Linked DNA regions of Homo sapiens: region 2 is linked to region 1. Evidence: chromatin loops called from intact Hi-C (ENCODE). Cell type or tissue: endothelial cell of umbilical vein. All regions are shown on one strand. Links, peaks and the distances in the headings refer to the core of each region. The heading gives the core; the rest is flanking DNA. Region 1 has its middle 20 kb from the start of PITRM1. Region 2 has its middle 140 kb from the start of PFKP-DT.

What was found. Peaks named below come from ENCODE experiments on the same cell type or tissue, not always from the same donor. Only the 100,000 strongest peaks of a DNase experiment are listed, where the experiment ranks them.
Region 2: it touches region 1 in a loop (6-fold over the local background); 5 of 110 quality-filtered maps call a loop at or near these places.

The regions. Positions count from the first base shown.
Region 1 is chr10:3,188,602-3,197,532 of GRCh38, forward strand. No RefSeq gene overlaps it. Among named protein-coding and RNA genes, the nearest start is that of PITRM1, 20 kb to the left of the region's middle. In endothelial cell of umbilical vein, for the core only: a CTCF peak has its summit at 4,435 (motif pointing right); a DNase peak (open chromatin) is centred at 4,650; H3K4me3 peaks cover 359 bases; H3K27ac peaks cover 710 bases.
Region 2 is chr10:2,923,941-2,932,871 of GRCh38, forward strand. No RefSeq gene overlaps it. Among named protein-coding and RNA genes, the nearest start is that of PFKP-DT, 140 kb to the right of the region's middle. RefSeq lists an enhancer at 5,440-6,009. In endothelial cell of umbilical vein, for the core only: a CTCF peak has its summit at 4,479 (motif pointing right); a DNase peak (open chromatin) is centred at 4,501.

The DNA.
Region 1 (8,931 bases), core at 2,882-6,881:
TCACAAAATACCTCGGACTGTTTATAAAAAACAGAAATGTATTTCTCAAGTTCTTGGGGCTGGGAAGTCCAAGATCAAGGAGCCTGCAGGTTTAGGGGCTGGAGAGGGCCGAGCTCCACTTCCGGTTGGTGCCTTGTGGCTGCGTCCTCCGGAGTGGGGGACGAATGCTGTATCCTCATAGGATGGAAGGTAAAGAAGGGCAAGAGTGTGCTGGCTTCAACCTCCAGCCCTTTCATAAGGCACTGATTCCGTTCACAAGAGTGGGGCCTTCATGACCTAACGAGCTCCCCAAGGCCACACCTTTTAATACTGCTGCACTGGGGAGTAAGTTTCAACATGAGTTTTTGGGGGGACATCAGCATGCAGACCATAGCACCAGTCCTTCATGAAGTCATGCCAATATGCACCATCCAAAGCCCCCACCATGAATCACGCTGTTAGGCTCTGCGTGTGGCCCAAGGCCCTAGCTCGACAAAAACACTCTTATTAGACAAGACATGCCTGCGGCTTAGACGTGACCTCCCAGGAGCTGAGGGCAAAGGCCAGAGTGCTCCTTGGGTAAGGTTAGTTTTTTCTTTTTTCTTTTTCTCCTGACAGGGCCTCTCTCTGTTGCCCTGGCTGGAGTGCAGTGGTGTGATTATACCTCACTGCAGCCTCCATGTCCCAGGCTCAAGTGATTCCCCCCAGAGGAGCTGGGACCACAGGTGTGCACCACAGGTGTGCACCACCATGCCCAGATATTTTTTGTAGAGATGGGGTCTTGCTAAGCTACCCAGGCTGCTCTCAAGCTCCTGGGCTCAATCCTCCCACCTCGGCCTCCATAGAACTCCATAGAACAAAGTGTCAGGATTACAGGCATCAGCTACTGTGCCCAACCAAAGGTTAGTTCTTTACTACACACCATTTAAAGTGCCATTATATAGAAATATTTCTAAACTGCAGAGACACTGATTGAACAAGACAACTACCCTGCCAGGGCTCAGAGTGAAAAGAACAGAAAAGCCCTGCCCTGTATTAAGTGCTGATTGACACGGCTTATTTCTGCATTTAGATCACGTCTGCAGAATGTATTTCTTTACATTAATGCACATGTTAGACAAATCAATCACAGTGCTTGATGTATCCACAGCCCCTTCCCCCAAATCGGCTTCCATTCACATTCCCTGCTGGTATCTCCAGCCTCAGCCACCAACACTATGGGCTGCAGGACACAGCCTGTGGCTCCCACTGATTTAGAAATGGGCCCCTGGAACCACCAGCATTCTGTTCACAGGTGGCCAAGGTCTATGACTGACTTGATGTACTCATCAATAGTTATTAGGCGAGCCAATCAAAAGCCCTCTCTCTAAATAATTTAAATTGGAAATCAAAGAAAGACTCGGCATAGGAAGTGGGAAGAAGTATATCAGAACATAGTGTAGCTAAATTCTGTTAATAGTGGGGTCCTAGGGGCCCCCTTTCAGCACCTCAGAGCTGTCTTAGACGCACTATACCCTTCACTTCCATAAAAACTGACCCTCTTGTGATTTTAAAACATTTTCCTGAGATTCCATTTCCTCATCACCTCACACATATGCTTAGAATGGACCCCTCTGTCTGCTTGTGAGAAAAGTAAAGTAAAATAAAGTAAAAAAGAACAGACCCCTCTGCGCCTGATCTAGCATGAGTGGCTCTGCATTCCCTGCACTCCATGTTGGCAAATTGAACCATCTATCAAAGGTCAGTGCTGTATCAGCAGATGGAACGTGGAGCTTAGATCATCTGCATTTTGAATAAAAAGGGTTGCAGGATTAGCGAAACAAAGGCAATGCATATCATCAATGCTTGCTACTTTATGAAATCTTTGCATGCCTTTTACAAGAAAACGTTTAGTCTCATGCTTTTTAAAAATGTAAATGGCAGGTCTATATTAATAGTGATCACATACTACAGGGCTCCTTAGGTTTGGTATCATATTCTTTTGTTTTTCCTGAATACTATGATAGGCTGTTTTATCTCTTTTCTAAAGAGACGTGTTTGTCCTAGTTCAATAATGAATATTTAAACATATCACATTATTGATAAACATTCATTTATCTAAAAATATAGGCCATCTCACATGGCTTGATTTATAAGTGGAAATATTTTAACGAAAAATTTAAAAATTTATGCACCATAGATTTCACTTAGTTTCCTTAAATATTAAGGCTACACCACAAACAGCATCTGTCTTTTCTGTGATTTCATAGGTAAACTCTTCTCCAGGTTTTTGGCAGGTATTTTGCATGTGTGAATTGGATGTTAACAAAGTAATCCCATATGAAACTATGGTCACAATTCCAATCTTGGCTTGTAGTGGGAAGCCAGCAGCAAGGTGCGCTTCACTGAGTACGGTGCTGGAGTGCTGGGAGTTCAACTCCATGCTGTGCTGCTGCTGGGCTGTGTGGCTCTGGGAAACTCACACAACTTCTCTGGGCTTCAATTTCCCTCTCTGCAGAACAAAGAGCTTCAAGCCGACCTCAACATTCCTTTTCTGTTCTAACATTCTGTTATTCCATGAGTTAGTTATACAGTAATGATGACACAAGGAACAACACCCACTTATAATCAAGCATCACTACCTTTCTTTGAAACTTGTAAGCATTCGTGGAGAATGCGGCCCCCATCCCTCCTCTCTCTCTCGCCCTCTGACCCCCTATTTGCCAATATCTCTCCTGCAGCCATTGAAATCTGGTTTAACATCAGATGCAATAAAACTTCTGCTGAGAAATAGACTTGATGGATAGACTACTGAGTAGATTACAGAGTTTTGATGGTAGGACTTAAAGAAATATATTTGATATATTTATATTTGTATATTTTATATTATTTTGAAATACTGAAAATAATAATTTAGTTCTCCCAAACTACACCCCTCCCTCCTGACCCAAGTTAACTATTTTCTTCCTTTACTTTTTTTTTTTTCTTTGAGATGGAGTCTTGCTCTGTTGCCCAGGATAGAGTGCAGTGCATGATCTCAGCTCACTGCAACCTCCACCTCCTGGGTTCAAGGAATTCTCCTGCCTCAGTTGCCCGAGTAGCTGGCTTTACAGGTGCGCACCACCGTGCCTGGCTAATTTTTGTATTTTCAGCAGAAACGGGGTTTCACCGTGTTGGACAGGCTGGTCTCGAACTCCTGATTTCTGGTGATCTGCCCGCCTCAGCCTCCCAAAATGCTGAGATTACAGGCGTGAGCCACCACACCTGGCCTTTGCTTTACTTTTCATATATGTTTATTATATGTGCATGCTCTCTTAAAATACATGTATTTATTATTTTCCTTGATTTTCACCTTATCAAATAATAGCATATGTTGGGTAAATGTTTGGGACTTGCTCTCTCCACTTAATAGTATGATCCATTACTAAGATGAATTCACATCGTTGGATGCCAAACCAATAGTGTTGTTATTGGGTCATACGAATGTGAACAGAAAGCATATGTATTAGAATCAGTGAAATACAGCAGTTGAAAATCTTACCATATGTATTAGAAATCCCAGGTTCAGGGAGTAAACCAGGAGCAGGGTTTAACGTAACATAGGCATAATGAAATGAAATGAAAATAGTTTCTGTATAACTATTCCACAAGTGAATTTATAGATGGAATTTGGCTTTTTCTTTTTTTTTGAGACGGAGTCTTGCTCTGTCTCCCAGGCTGGAGTGCAGTGGCGCGATCTCGGCTCACTGCAAGCTCCGCCTCCCGGGTTTAGCCATTCTCCTGCCTCAGCCTCCCGAGTAGCTGGGACTACGGGCGCCCACCACCACGCCGGGCTAATTTTTTTGTGTTTTTTAGTAGAGACGGGGTTTCACTCTGTTAGCCAGGATGGTCTCGATCTCCTGACCTCGTGATCTGCCCGCCTCGGCCTCCCAAAGTGCTGGGATTACAGGCGTGAGCCACCGCGCCCGGCTGGCTTTGTTTTAAAAGGGGCAAATAAAGCCAGGTGCAGTGGTTCACACCTGTAATCTCAGCACTTTGGGAGGCTGAGGTGGGTAGAAAATAACTTCCTGGATGACAGTCATTTCCAGGTGGCTGAGGGACCCCCCCACAAAAGTCTCTCACTGCACTGAAAGGCTTCCTCTAAACTTGAGCTCAGCAGTTCAAAAGCAGCTCTGACTACATAGTGAGACCTCGTATCTACAGAAAATTAAAAAAGTTAGCTGGGTGTGGTGGTGCGCACGTGTGGTCCCAGCTGCTCTGGAAGCCACTTGAGTCCAGGAGGTAGAGGCTGCAATGAGCCATGATCGTACCACTGCACTCCAGCCTGGGCTACAGAGCAAGACCCAGTCTCAAAAATGGGGCAAATAATATATTTTTAAAATAATTGTATTTCATCTCACTGATAACAATAGTTTCCCCCTAAATAGAGTTGAATTCCCCAACTCTAGCAGTGTTATGACAGGATGCTGCCACTAGGTGGCTGCCTTTCTTCTAACTTTGACAATTTCCTTGGCAAGGGCTCTGCGTTGAGTAAATATGTCCTTCACATGGTTTATTTATTTTTACTAAAATTGCTTTCATGACAGTTATTCAAACTCACAACCAATTCATACTGCTAGGCTGGCATTTTAAACAGGAAGAGTGAAACAGAGCCACTGTCGCTGGAAAGGGATGGAACGTCACGGTGCGCTCTAAAAGGACAGGGGGCTTGTGCGGTGCCCTGTTGTAAATAATTTGTAAAGAAATGCGCGGCGCCCCTGTTGGGAATTGGAGCTCTGGGCGTGGCGTCTGGAGTGGGTGTGTGCTGCTTTTGCTTCCGAGACATTCATTCATATTTCCCCTCTTCGTTTCACTCGGCGCGAGCCCTCCTTCCTCTGCCTCCTGCCCCAGACAATAGCTCTCCATTCATAGCACGTGGCCTGGACTCACCTCTGAGCTGGAGGCCTGGCCCATCAGAGCGTTTCCCTGCCTCAGGCTACAGTGATTGGATAAGGAATGAACAAATGACTAAGTCAGCAAAAACTCAATTCTAGAATTTTGGGGGACTCTTAGGAAAGTTACTTTTATTTTTCACTTGGGTTTCTGAGAGACAGACTAAGCCTCCCCGAAATGAAGCCGTGGAAAGCCAGGCAGGGCAGGAGAGGGAAGGACGATGGTCCCATGCTCTGCACCCTCTACTCACCCTGCCTTACGCCATCTTTACTCCTGGATTTTCCAGTTTTATAGCTTTAAGCTGGTTTCTTTCACTTGCTGCCCAAACTCCTGAAGATATAAAGTCAAAAGGCAAATGCCATTTGACTGGACTACCTTCTAGCTATAGTTTTGACAAACCACTTTTTGTGTAGAAGGGCTACCCCTCCAGTAACCTTCCCTCACTTTGTAGTTTTCGGGTGCCTGGTGTGTCCTGGGTAAGAGAAGAGTGACAGCAGCTGGTTTGAATGACGCTTTCTTAGTGGACGCCATGGACATGGTGTCCATGAGCACCACAGAGTAAACTAAGGGACCTCTCATGTCCACCCAAAGGTGTGTTACTGCACAGAGGTTTATGCAATGCGGCTTTGCATCACCAGACAACCCCGAACTCCATAAATAGCAGCGAGACACGTCAAGAGAAAGGGGAGTAGGGAAGCCGAAAATATGTCCTTTACATGTGGAGAAACATGGCTTCTGGGGTCACCTGTCTGTGTCTCCCTCACTTTAACTCCTGGCAGTTGATGGACATTGGAAAGCCACCATCTGCCTTCCAATTTCCAGGGAACAGGAATCTTGTTTCCACCCACACAATGCATTGCCAATGTTTAGTATTGAGAGATAAAGCCTTATTAGGAAACAAGAGAAGTTTAAAAATAAAGAAAAAAGAGAAAAACGAAAATATCTTCTGAATATCTATAGTTCAGTTTAACACGAATTCAAAATAATATGCAACGAATTCATGATATTGAGATTTTCAAGTATCCTGGCTGGGCACGGCGGCTCATGCCTGTAGTCCCAGCACTTTGAAAGGCTGAGGCAGGCAGATTGCTTCTGCTCAGGGGTCTGAGACGAGTTTGGACAACAGAGCGAAACCCTGTCTCTACAAAAAATACAAAACATTAGCTGGGTGTGGTGGCACATGCCTGTGGTCCCAGCTACTCGGGAGGCTGAGACGGGAAGATGGATTGAAGCCGGGAGCTCAAGGCTGCTCTGCGCCACTGCACTCCAGCCTCGGTGGCAGAGCAAGGCTCCGTCTTAAAAAAAAATTCTGTTCAGGGAAACAGGGAACAATGAACTGATTAACTCCACTTCTACCCTCTTACTGTTTTTTCTATTTGTCCTCACTGAAATTTGTTACTCTGTCCTCTGACTGGAGGCCCTGGTGGCTCCTGGGCTGGGCTGGGGCCCCCTGTGTGCACAGACCCCTTTGGGAAATGGAGTGGAAACCTGAGAGTTTGTGTCCTGAAGAGTCAGATGGAAGCTCAGGAGCCAGCAGACACTGAGCACCTGTCTTTGTCACCACACAGGGCTCTGCCCATCACAGGAGACACTCAGGGGCTCAGGTTCCAGAACTTTCCCCCGCTGGCCTCAGGCCGGGGGAGCAGCTCCCCTTCACCCATCGAGAAGGCCTGTGCAGGCTCTAGTGTCCGGGAGAAGGGCCATGTCTGCCTCACTTCCATCTTCCCAGGAGGTCCTTCTGAAAAAAATGTCACTATCACCCCTGTTTCTATTTCAGCTTCCCGTTGTTTTTCTCAGTTCATTGGAATACGGGCCTAGAATTTCCATCTCAGCATGGTCTCTCTCGTATTCTCCCACTTGCTGGCGGTCTTCCAAGAGCCATCCCAGCAAACGCTGGGGCATTTTTGTCCAGTTATGCCACCAGCCCACCACGGGGACCGAGCCTGGACCTTTGGATCAGAGCTTTATTGGTGAGGCCAACGCAGAGGTGGGTGATTCATCATGGATTACCAGGGTGGGCTTTGGAGCCAGGGCCCTGGGTGTAAGTTCAGCTCTACTTCTTAAAGCTGTAGGACCCGGGCAGGTCCCTTGGGGGCCCTGTGACTCTGTTTCTTCTTCTACAAAACGACAATGTTCACGGAAGAGCTCCTGGCTCAAGCGTTATCAAGATTCATGAGTACATACAGGTAAAGCACCCAGCACAGAGTATCATATAAATGCTTGTTGCTATGAATATCATCCTATTCCCTGGTGGTGTTTGGGGAACCTCTTTTCCCTTCTCTCCCGGGTAGATTCGCCTGCAGTGAGTGGGAGTTCTGTGGCTCCTGGGGTCATCGGCTGAGTCCCTCTCCGGCTTCTCCTTCCTGACTGTGAATTGCTGTGTGGCCACGCTTGGGTGTGTCTCTCTCCATTCTCTGTTGCTCGTGGCAGCTGTCGCTTTGGAGTCATGATTCCAGTTGGAACTGAGAAGCAAATACTGCCCACCTGGCCATGGACACTGGCTGCCCGTTCAGAAGCTGTCCAGCCACCAGCAGCTGCCCTCTGAACGACTGCCTTCTAGAATGTCTAGTTTGCCAAACATCAATTTGTTAAAATTACAGGTTTATTGTTTCTTTGAAACCAACTTACCCCACATCAGGCCACAAACTGAATATGTAATTCCAGGGTACTGAGCCTGGCTGGTGTTGACGCTGCTTCACTTTCTTGTTTTCTTTTTTCTTTTCTTTTTCTTTTTCTTTTTTTTTTTTTTGAGATGGAGTCTCACTCTGTCACCCAGGCTGGAGTGCAGTGGCACGATCTCAGCTCACTGCAGCCTCTGCCTCCCAGGGTTCAAGCAATTCTCATGCCTCAGCCTCCCAAGTAGCTGGGACTACAGGCGCCCGCCACCACATTCGGCCAAGTTTTGTATTTTTAGCAGAGATGGGGTTTCACCATGTTGGCCAGGGTGGTCTTGAACTCCTGACCTCAGGTGATCCGCCCATCTCGGTCTCCCAAAGTGCTGGGATTACTGGTGTGAACCACTGCGCCCGGCCAACATTTCACTTTCTAAAGCCACATTTTTAAGGTACGCAGCCCACGCTTCATGCCGGGCCTGGGAGGGGGTTCCTGGTTGTAAACCTGTCTCTGACCTCCCAGCTGGCTCAGAGATGTCCCCAACCCAGAGTCCAGAGGACAGCCCACTTTGGGGAGGAAGCTCGCTTGGGGTCCTGGGTGTAAAGCCAGCCAAAGCAACACCACATTTCTGGCCTTGGCTGGAAAAGGGCAGCTGAGAGCATCACCCCTGTCTGCCGGCCACGGTCTTCTCTCTCCTCTCAGAAACGGGTCTTGGATCTCTTCAGATCGTGTGTCCATCAGGCTAGACTGGGAACCAGTTTTCAGTTGTAGCCTTTCTAAAGAGGCGTCACTATTGTTTCTGTTTCTATTTCAGCTTTCTATCACGTTCCCTCAGTCCAGGGAGACCTGGGCATGGAATTCCCATCTCAGCTCGGCCTCTGCCGTGGTCTGCAACTTGCTGGCGGTCTCCCAAGAGTCATCCCAGCAAACGTGGGGGCTCTTTTGTCCTGTTATGTGAATGGCCACCACGGGGAACATTCCCGCCCACTGGGGCCTGTGGGGGCTGTGTTCACCCCGGGGTGGGGAGGGGGGTCTGGCCCTGCAGGTGGGTCCTCAGGCCCCAGGCAGGGGTGTCCTTGGATGAGCTGTCCTGCTGGGGGGCCATGCAGAGCTGCCGAGGAGAAGGAACAGGCAATGAGGCCGAGGCCAGGGGCGTCCCCTCGCTTCCTTCCAAGGCTTCCTTCCGGGACCTCTCATCTTGGAGGCTGCTTTTTCTTTTGGTTCATTTCATCTGGATTTTACCAAGGAGAAAAATGCACTGGGGGAAGCAAGGAGTTACAGGCCGAGGGCTGAGTGGTTTGCTTTAGTCCTGCACACCCCAGACACCCCGGCCGCTTTCCCAGCAGTCCAGGAATTAATTCCAGGAATGCTCTGCGTCCCAGCCTCCTGCAGCGGGACTCTCTGTCCGCTGCTTCCAGCCGAAGGCCA
Region 2 (8,931 bases), core at 2,781-6,780, 260 kb before region 1:
GCCCTCTGAGCCAGGGCATCAACCTGGGATTTGCTACCCATTCCAATGACCTATCAATCTCATGTTTTGCCCACAGTTCCTGCCAATGAAAAGTGGAAAACAGCAACCCATGAGGTCCTAGACTTTACTGGAAAAACCACAAACGTAAGGAAGCATGTGTCTCCAACATGTGTTAACCCAGAGAGTTCCTTAGTGGTGAAAAGTCGGTCACACAGATTGCTTGGGGGTTTTTGACGCTGAGGAAGCACTGCCGGATTGCTTGTGAGGTCGTTTGGCAGGTCTACCGTGTGAGCAGCTCACAGGCACCATTTTGTTGCAAGTGAAATTGAATTCCTAAGCATTCTAGCATAATCATCTTCTCCACGTCCCTCTTCCTTCAACTGTGGCATTCTGACTTCCAGCCTTGATTAAAAGTGGGGTTTTCAGAGGAAAGTCTTTAATTTTCCCGTGTGTTATTCTGTTCCTACCATAATTTGCACTGTCTATGTTTAAAGGGTTTTCTCATTGAACACGTGCAAGAAACAAAAGTGGTCGGTAGTCGTATTTGTACCAACTGTCAGAGCACAGCCGTCAATTATAAGCAGTTGTTGCGATGGATTTATTCCACCTAATACTCGTGCATGTGTGAGCGAGTGGCTGCAGTGATGGCCATTATCACACCACAGTTATTGTGCTGAGTGGCTGCAGTGATGGCCATTATCACACCACAGTGACTGTGCTGTGTGCAGCAGGCACACCCGTGTTTGGGGCGACACATGTTTCTGACCATCACTGATTAAAGTGTCCTTGGTATCTGACCTCAGTTTCACAGCTGAGACCCAGTTCCTATTCGTGCTTCCAGAAAATTGAAGACCAATTTTGGAGATTCTTGAGATTTCCTATCAGAAACTAATTGATGCCATTCTCCTTTCCAGATGGCAGCTTCTGATAGAGCTGGGCATTCGAGAAAATACAATTTAGGAGCATGGAGACTTTATAAGCAGAAAGAATCATGTGGAGACTGTCAGCTGAGATCATTGGGGACACTGTCCTGATGATCCCAAAGTACCTAAGAACGATGGGCTGATGTCTTCTTTTTGAATATTTTGTTCTGATGACTTTTGTATTTTTAAAGCTAAAAAAGTCAAAAATTATCCTTATCTTGCCAAGTTTCTGAGGCTCAGCGACAAGGCCACACAGAGGTAAAACTGGGCCTCCCAACTCCTGATCCTACTTTGTAGAAACACTGCAGAGCTCTACGCTGGGAGGACCTCTAGAGCCTAACAGAGCAATGTATAACCAGAAAGCTGCAGTCCAGAGAGGATAAGGACTGGCCACAATTATGCGAGAGGTTCTAATAATACTTAAAGTAAAAATCCAGTTCCCCAAATTCCAAACTGGTGTTCTTCTCTTCCATGGTATTAGCATGAAAACATTAGTTTTCAGTAGCAATATTCATGCCCAACGAGATGATTGGTCCTTATTCACACAGGCCCTCCTCTTGGCTTTCGGGGAAAGAAAGATCTTTTGGAAGATGAGTCATTCAAAGCCCTAAGTATTAAGTGCAAAGGACACAAACACTCTAGACTCCAGTTGAAAAGAACTTTAAAATTACTAAACGTCCATGTGAATTCAGTGCGCTTTCAAGAAGAGCTGACGAGTCCTGGGTTCCAGCACCCTCTAGCCCCTTAGCTGCTGGTAGATCTCAGGTGCTGAACTCAGGTTCCTCATCTGTAGATGGGAACTCGTGACTCAACAAGGTATGTAATCGAACTCTGAGACAGAAATGCAGGAGTTCCCACTTCCAACGAAGGATCAACAAGAGAGCTCCTCAGCCCTGACCACAAATCCACCCGAACTCCCAGAAGATTCAGAAACAGCCATAGCGAGGGCTTGCTCTGGGCAAAACCAAGATAAATAGGCTCTCTGAGCTAATGCATCCTGTTCATCAGGAAGTGCCGTGGCTGGCAGGAAGCCCAGTTTGCAAGGGCCCAACTGGCCCAGAACTGTGAGACGGGAGCCAAGGAGACAGAGATCTTGCCCTGGCTCTGCCTCTGATGACCTGGGTGAGGGAGCCACTGGTTCTCTGAGCCTCAGTTTCCTTGCTGTGCACTGAAGTGTCTGCTGAACTCTAAGGGGGTGCGTGTTCTTCGTTTGGAGCAGAACCTCATGCTGCATACATCGATGTTTCTGTCTCAAGGAGCTATGGAGTCACAAAGGCAGGGGACAGCTGAGGGAGGCCTCCCAGGCCTACACATGGTATTGACTGCCTCTGAGCCACTGAAACGAACCTGTTCATTTTACAGCCTGTGGGTACTGCAAAGCCTAAGATTTGTAGTCACGCGAAGTTTCTGATCAGGGTGTCCTCCAGAGTAGAGTGCCCACGACAATTAAATGGACGTTTTGTTTCTTGTATTTTAGGGAACAAAGTGTCAACCAGCTTCCTCGTTTTATCCTCGGTGGAAAAGTCACCTTGGAGCCAGCAGGGTTGTTGCTGCACCTTAGAAATACAACCGCGGGACAACAGCCACAATTACCTAGAAAAGTGGAATGAAATTGCTCTTGAGCAAGTAAAGGGAAAGCAACATGTCCTTTGATGGCTGCTAGAAAGGAGAGGAGAGCAGAGTTAGGTGGATGAAACAGGCTGTGATGGAACCCGCCTGTGCCCATCAGAACAGGTGCCAGCAGGAGCAACTTGGCAGACCCCTGAGCTTGCAGGCTTGGTGGAAGCAGAGTAGCTTCCCTCGGACATGTGTGCCCAGGACCTGGGGGCCATGGTGTACCGCAGGCTGCAGGATCGAGCCTCCACTCGACACCGCCTGTCCATCCTAGGGCACAAATTCTCTCCTGGCTTGTGGTACATAAGCCCACAGGACCTCAGAAGAGTCGTTGCAAAGATGGGGAAGGTGCCATGGTTTATTTTATGTATTGTCTTGACCAGGCTAAGGGGTATACAGGTAGCTGGTAAAGGATGATTTCTTGGGAGGGCGGTGAGGGCATTTCTGGAAGAGGTGAGCATGTGAACCAGTGGACTGAGTGAAAAGGCTCCACCCTCACCCATGTGGGCAACATCAACCTGTCCCCCGAGGGCTTGAATAGACCAGAAAGTGAAGGGAGGGCAGATTTCCTCTGTTTCAGCTGAGACATCCTCTCCTGCCCTGGGACATCTGAGTTCCTGGTTCTCAGGCCTCAGATGCAGACTGGGACTGACATCATCAGCTCTCCCAGGTCTCCAGCGTGCAGGAGGGAACATGTGGGTCTTCCCAGCCTCCACAATCGCATAAGCCAATTCCTCTTAATAAACCTCTTCTATAAATTCCTGTCTGTCTGTCTGTCCATCTATCTATTTATCCCTGTCCGTTATGTATCTATCGGTCTGTCATCTATCTGTCTATCTGTTGTCTATCTGTTGTTTGTCTCTCCATCTGTCTATCTGTTGCTTGTCTCTCCGTCTGTCTATCTGTTGTTTGTCTTTCCATCTGTCTATCTGTCTCTCTATCTGTCATCTGCCTATCCACTTATCTATTTATCTTGTTGCTTCTGTTTCTCTGGAGAACCCTGACTAACACAGAGATAAAAAGGCTCTGAAGGGAGAGGCTGTGCTTCACGCCCTTGAGGTACTGAGAAGTTCAGAGATTAATCGAAAAACAGAGACTATATGGCCAAAGGCATGTCCTGAGTTTGCGGAGTGACAGGGTAGGCTAGATGTATATGACTTCCATGTAAAAATAAATTCAACACATGTCAAAGAGCATGTTTAACTCATCAATAAAGGAGGGAGACATAAGATATCGACTTGTTCAACAGCACACGTGGAGCGCAAGGTGCGCATAGGCGGTTGGAATCTGGAATGAACTTGCTAATAGGCATAAAGCTGCTAAATGTCCTCCAGGCCAATAACAAAATGATGCTTGTGGTTACACTTTCTTATAGAAAGGAAATCAATTGTATCTCTACCAGACAAAATTCATTTGCATTGCTACCGACAAAAACCGTCGGCATTACTGTCCGTCTTCTGCCCATTAGCCTCTCTCCCTGTGCCTCTGTAAAAACAGCCTGGTCAATAGATGGTAAGAGGCCCCACTGAGTGGGGTCCCTGGAGGGCAAGCCCCTGACGCCACTGCAAGGTTCCACCCAAGCCCTCGGCCACGTCCACATTATGGGAGGATCGTTCCTGAGCAGAGCAGATCCCAGTAGTCATGAGCAAAAAAACCTAAACAGCTAAACCCTAGAGCCAGCTGTCAAAGACAGAGGGCCTCCGCCTGGAATTCTTGACCGGAATGTCCACCCAACTGTGACTTTGCAAATTGAAGTGATGAATCCATTCTTGTGAAGCAGACCTCAGAGGAAGGCATCCCAGGTTATGAAAACAGAGGAGAAGCAGGCAGCAGCTTTGGGGTGCAGTGGAAGATGCACACTCGCCTTGTGGGGAGGGAACCGAAAGCTCTCTCACGTCCTGGGGTGAGAAGGAACAGCAGGCAGTTAACAGTTTCAGCTATGGAGAATCCAAGAGGCAACCAGCAGGGGGAGCCAGTGTATCGTCAAAACTCAGGTCTGATCCACGCTGACGACCAACAGGTGCATCTAACCCCCCTGGACCTGCAAAGTCCTCCGAGAAGGCGGACTAGAAATTTTCTCTGATTTGAATCAGCTGCCCTACAGTTCACATCCGGAAACATTAAATCAAGGGAAAACATTTTCTCTGTGAACTGCCTTAAATTGATAGGCCCCAAATCTGCCTTCACCTGGATGTCTGGAGATACCTCTGCTGAGAGGAAGAGGGTTCATTAAACATCTTCCTTCCAACACTGAAGTGAGGAAAACCATGTTCCCAGAAACCACCCAGCACCTCACTCTGAAAAATCCTTTCTCAACTCTCTAGGTATCTCTTTTTGTTCTGTTTAGAAAAATGAAGCATGCTTATTGCGAAGGGAAAAAAAGAAAAGAAAAAAGAAAGAAATGATTCTGAATGGCTTTGGTCTCCCATGATTTCACAAGTTTAGCCAGAGAAGCCATTAATAGCTAGGTCTGGGCTCCTCTTCAATACAGTTTCACTGAAAAAAAAAATGATGTTTCAAATTAGTAATTCATCACACCTGAATTAACACTAAAACGTCCATCAAATTAAAATCATTTTGCAAGATTGGAATTGTTTCTGCAACGCCTGAAGTCCAAAAATGGAGGCATGAGAGTGAATAAGAATCAGGATGTAAATGAATTCCTGACACGTCATTCCAGTCTCTGAATGGGGGGCTGGAGTAGGAATTAAATAATCACACGCAAATTGGATTTCCAAGATCTTTCCAGGCCAGCTACTGTAAGCTGTTTGTTGTTTGGACAGGTCAGTTTTGGGTGAGTTGTGTGCTTTCAGGGAAGCGAGGGGATAGCAGAGTGAGGGGTGGGGAGGAGAGAGGAGAAAGCCCACAGAGGTGCAGCCCCTAAACCAGGCCAGTGCCTTTCCTCCTGTTGGAAGCATAGAATTAAATTTCATTCACAAGCCCAAAGCACTTTCCACAGGTCTTTAAAATGGGATTAGCCTAAAGCAATCAAGTTGGAGAGACTAACCAGCAAACGCTAAAAGTACTCCCACCTGCCTACTCAATGGAACTGTTTGCCAGGGGAAAAAAAAAAAAGTCATCAGATGCATTTTCGTGGCATTGAGCAATGGATTAATGACACATGGAGACATGCAGAGACACTTGGAAGGCTGGCCTGAGCTCTCCGAGAGGCGGTGGTCAGCAGTTTAGGGTCTGAATTGGTATTTACACCATCAATCTCCAGCTGTGCCCAGTGTTCCTGGATGCAGCCTAGTTTTCCTGGCCTGAGAGCTCTCTGAAAAGTAGCCTCATGCATTTTGCATCCTTGAAACGTGAACTCTTTTATGCAGCATCCGATGTGAAGAGAGGCTGTGGAATGCGGGTGAGTGTGTTGGCAAATTTTATGTGTATTTTGTATACAAATAAATTTTTTATCTGTCCGTATAAATATAGGCATTCACAAATGTATGCCACAAATGCAAAATCTCTTCATATGAATGCACATTTTTAAAATGAGTTAAAGGGATGCTATAGAAGGGATACATTTCTCAAAGTTCGTGTGCTGTTAAAAAGAATCTTGAATAGACAGGACAAAATGCCTTCCTGTCAAGCATAAATGGAGGTATCTTAAATTAGCCAGTGAAAATCATTCCTGCTCTGTGTGAGACCTCATTTGGAGTGCGGGCTCCATTTACTGTGGGCTGGCTGATTACAGCAGGGCTGCAGAAATGAGGGGGCAGGAGAAAGAAACCAACTCCTTATACCTCTGTAAGACAATGAAAAAATTATATTAGCTTGCCCCCAAAGAAATCTAGAAAGAAAAGGAAAGAGTTCAACATTTTTAGAATAAGACCGAACAAATGGTTAATGTGCACTGGACGTAAACATAGTGAGTGTTCATTAGACATAAAAATAGTCACTTCTAAAAGATTAGAGATAAAAATATTGGATGATCAATTGTGGGAATCTTGTTTGCCTCTGACTTTTGTTACATTCTTACCTCTTCTGAGGTCCTATTTTTCCTGTGGTATTCATTAATTTGAAATGAACTGATGCTGACATTAATTGAAAAATAAAGGAAAAGAAAACTCTTGAATTATATATTAGCCCATTGATTGTCAAATACTTCCCTGCAGGTGCCATTTACCAATGTATGTTTCTGAATGCACACATGAATATGCGGAGTACTTTTCTCAAAAAAAAAAAAAATTAAAGGAAAGGCTAAAGAAATAAAGGAAGGAAGGAGATTTCTAAATACGGAAGAATAGTGCCTGGACTAGAAGAGTATGTACTGTGTATCTTCATCAAAGCTATACTATTTTACCTGTTTTAATTGACTGTGTGAGTTCATAGGGATCCCAAAACTAACTCCTTAAAAACACGCAGACAGAAAGAGCAAATAAAATGCACATCCAGCCGGGCGCGATGTCTCAGGACTGTAATCCCAGCACTTTGGGAGGCCGAGGCGGGCAGATCACGAGGTCAGGAGATTGAGACCATCCTGGCTAACACAGTGAAACCCCGTCTCTACTAAAAATACAAAAAAATTAGCCGGGAGTGGTGACAGGCACCTATAGTCCCAGCTGCTCGAGAGGCTGAGGCAGTAGAATGGCATGAACCCGGGAGGCAGAGCTTGCAGTGAGCTGAGATTGCACCACTGCACTCCAGCCTGAGCGACACAGCGAGACTCCGTCTCAAAAAAAAAAAAAAAAAAAAAAAAGAAAGTGCTGGAAAATTCCCTGGGTACATATGGGCTCTATCCCTTTGCTATTCTGAGCAAAGCAACTCAACAGAGGCTTCCCAGCACTGTTTCTGGTGCCAGCATCTCCAGGGCCACTGTGGGCCAGGTCTTTGGTCAGACGACACAAATTAAATGAACATTTACTACGCACCAGGCTCTGGTCCACAGTCAGGACATGGAGCAGAGAAGGCAGGGCGCCCACCTTAGAGAGGGTCGCATTTCATGTGCTCACAGGAATACAGACCATAAACCCCTTGATATGGTTCGGCTGTGTCCCCACCCAAATCTCATCTTCAAGTGTCATAATCCTCACATGTCATAGGAGGGACCCAATGGGAGGTACTTGAGTCATGAGGGAGGGTTTTCCTGTGCTGTTCTCATGGTAGTGAATAACTCTCATGAGATCTGGTGGTTTTATAAAGGGCAGTTCCCCTGCACACAGTCTCTTGCCCGCCACCATGTAAGACGTGCCTTTGCTCCTCCTTCACCTTCTGCCACGATTGTGAGGCCTCCCCAGCTATGTGGAATGTGAGTCCATTGAACCTCTTCTTCTTTGTAAATTACCCAGGCTCAGGCATTTCTTCAGAGCAGTGTGAAAATGACTAATACACACCTATGTCAATAATTAGGAGGACTGCTGGTGCTGAAAGGGGTAACATTTAAGAGTTAGCACTTACATTCTTTACCGAACATTTTTACTATTTAATTATGCTGCTTGTGGAATCAGTTGCTGTTATGTCACTGGGACAAATCATCATGGCCCTGCTTGATCCTCAGCTACTAGTTCAGTGGGGCCTATGGGACCCAGAAAATCACAGTCTCTCCTAGGGATGTAGTAAATTCAGATGGGAATGAGGTTGGGAGATGAAATTTCAGTAACAATAGTTTCCTAAATCTGTGACCAGTAAGAGGAGTCCTTCGGTCTTGACATTACTAACCATGTTGTTTTCGCTATTGGTACTGCCTCGATACATCAGCTAGCTTAAGCAAACAAGCTCACAATCTCAGTGGCTCATAAGACACGTTCATTTCTTGCTCTTGGTCCTTGGTGCTGAGGACTGGCTTCAGGTCTACCTGTCGGATTCTCTTATCAAGGCCTGGCTGAAAGGCCAGCCCCTGGGTCAGCAGGACCACTCTCATGGCAGATCGAAGAATCAAGGCAAGGACTCCAAACCTTCTGCTGGGAGGTGGCACAGGGCACGTCCACTAGGTTCCACTAGCCAAAGATGTCACGTGGCTGCTGGGATGGGAATCAATGGGAGGGAATGTAGATACACATCAACGGGATGGGGACTAGGGACTCTCCTTGTGAGGAGCCATTGGAAGTCACATGTCACCCTGTGGGAATGGGTGATCCCACAGAAGGAGGCCATCACCTAACTGGGAACAGGAGCCCATCTGTCTCGTGAAGCTTATCAGCGTGCTTTCTGTCTAGTATCACAGATTACCACAGGAGAGATGCTGAATCTACCAAAGGGTTGAGACTGTGTCATTTATATATCTTAGCGTGCTCTACAAAGGCATTCCAAACAGCCATTAACCCGGGATGGATGAACTCTTAGTGTCTGTTTCCAAATCAGTGATACAGAACTAGCCTCCACTATTGTCCTCAAAAACACTATTTCGGATTTTATCTCCCTTAAAACTGATCACAAACGATAAATATTTAACAGC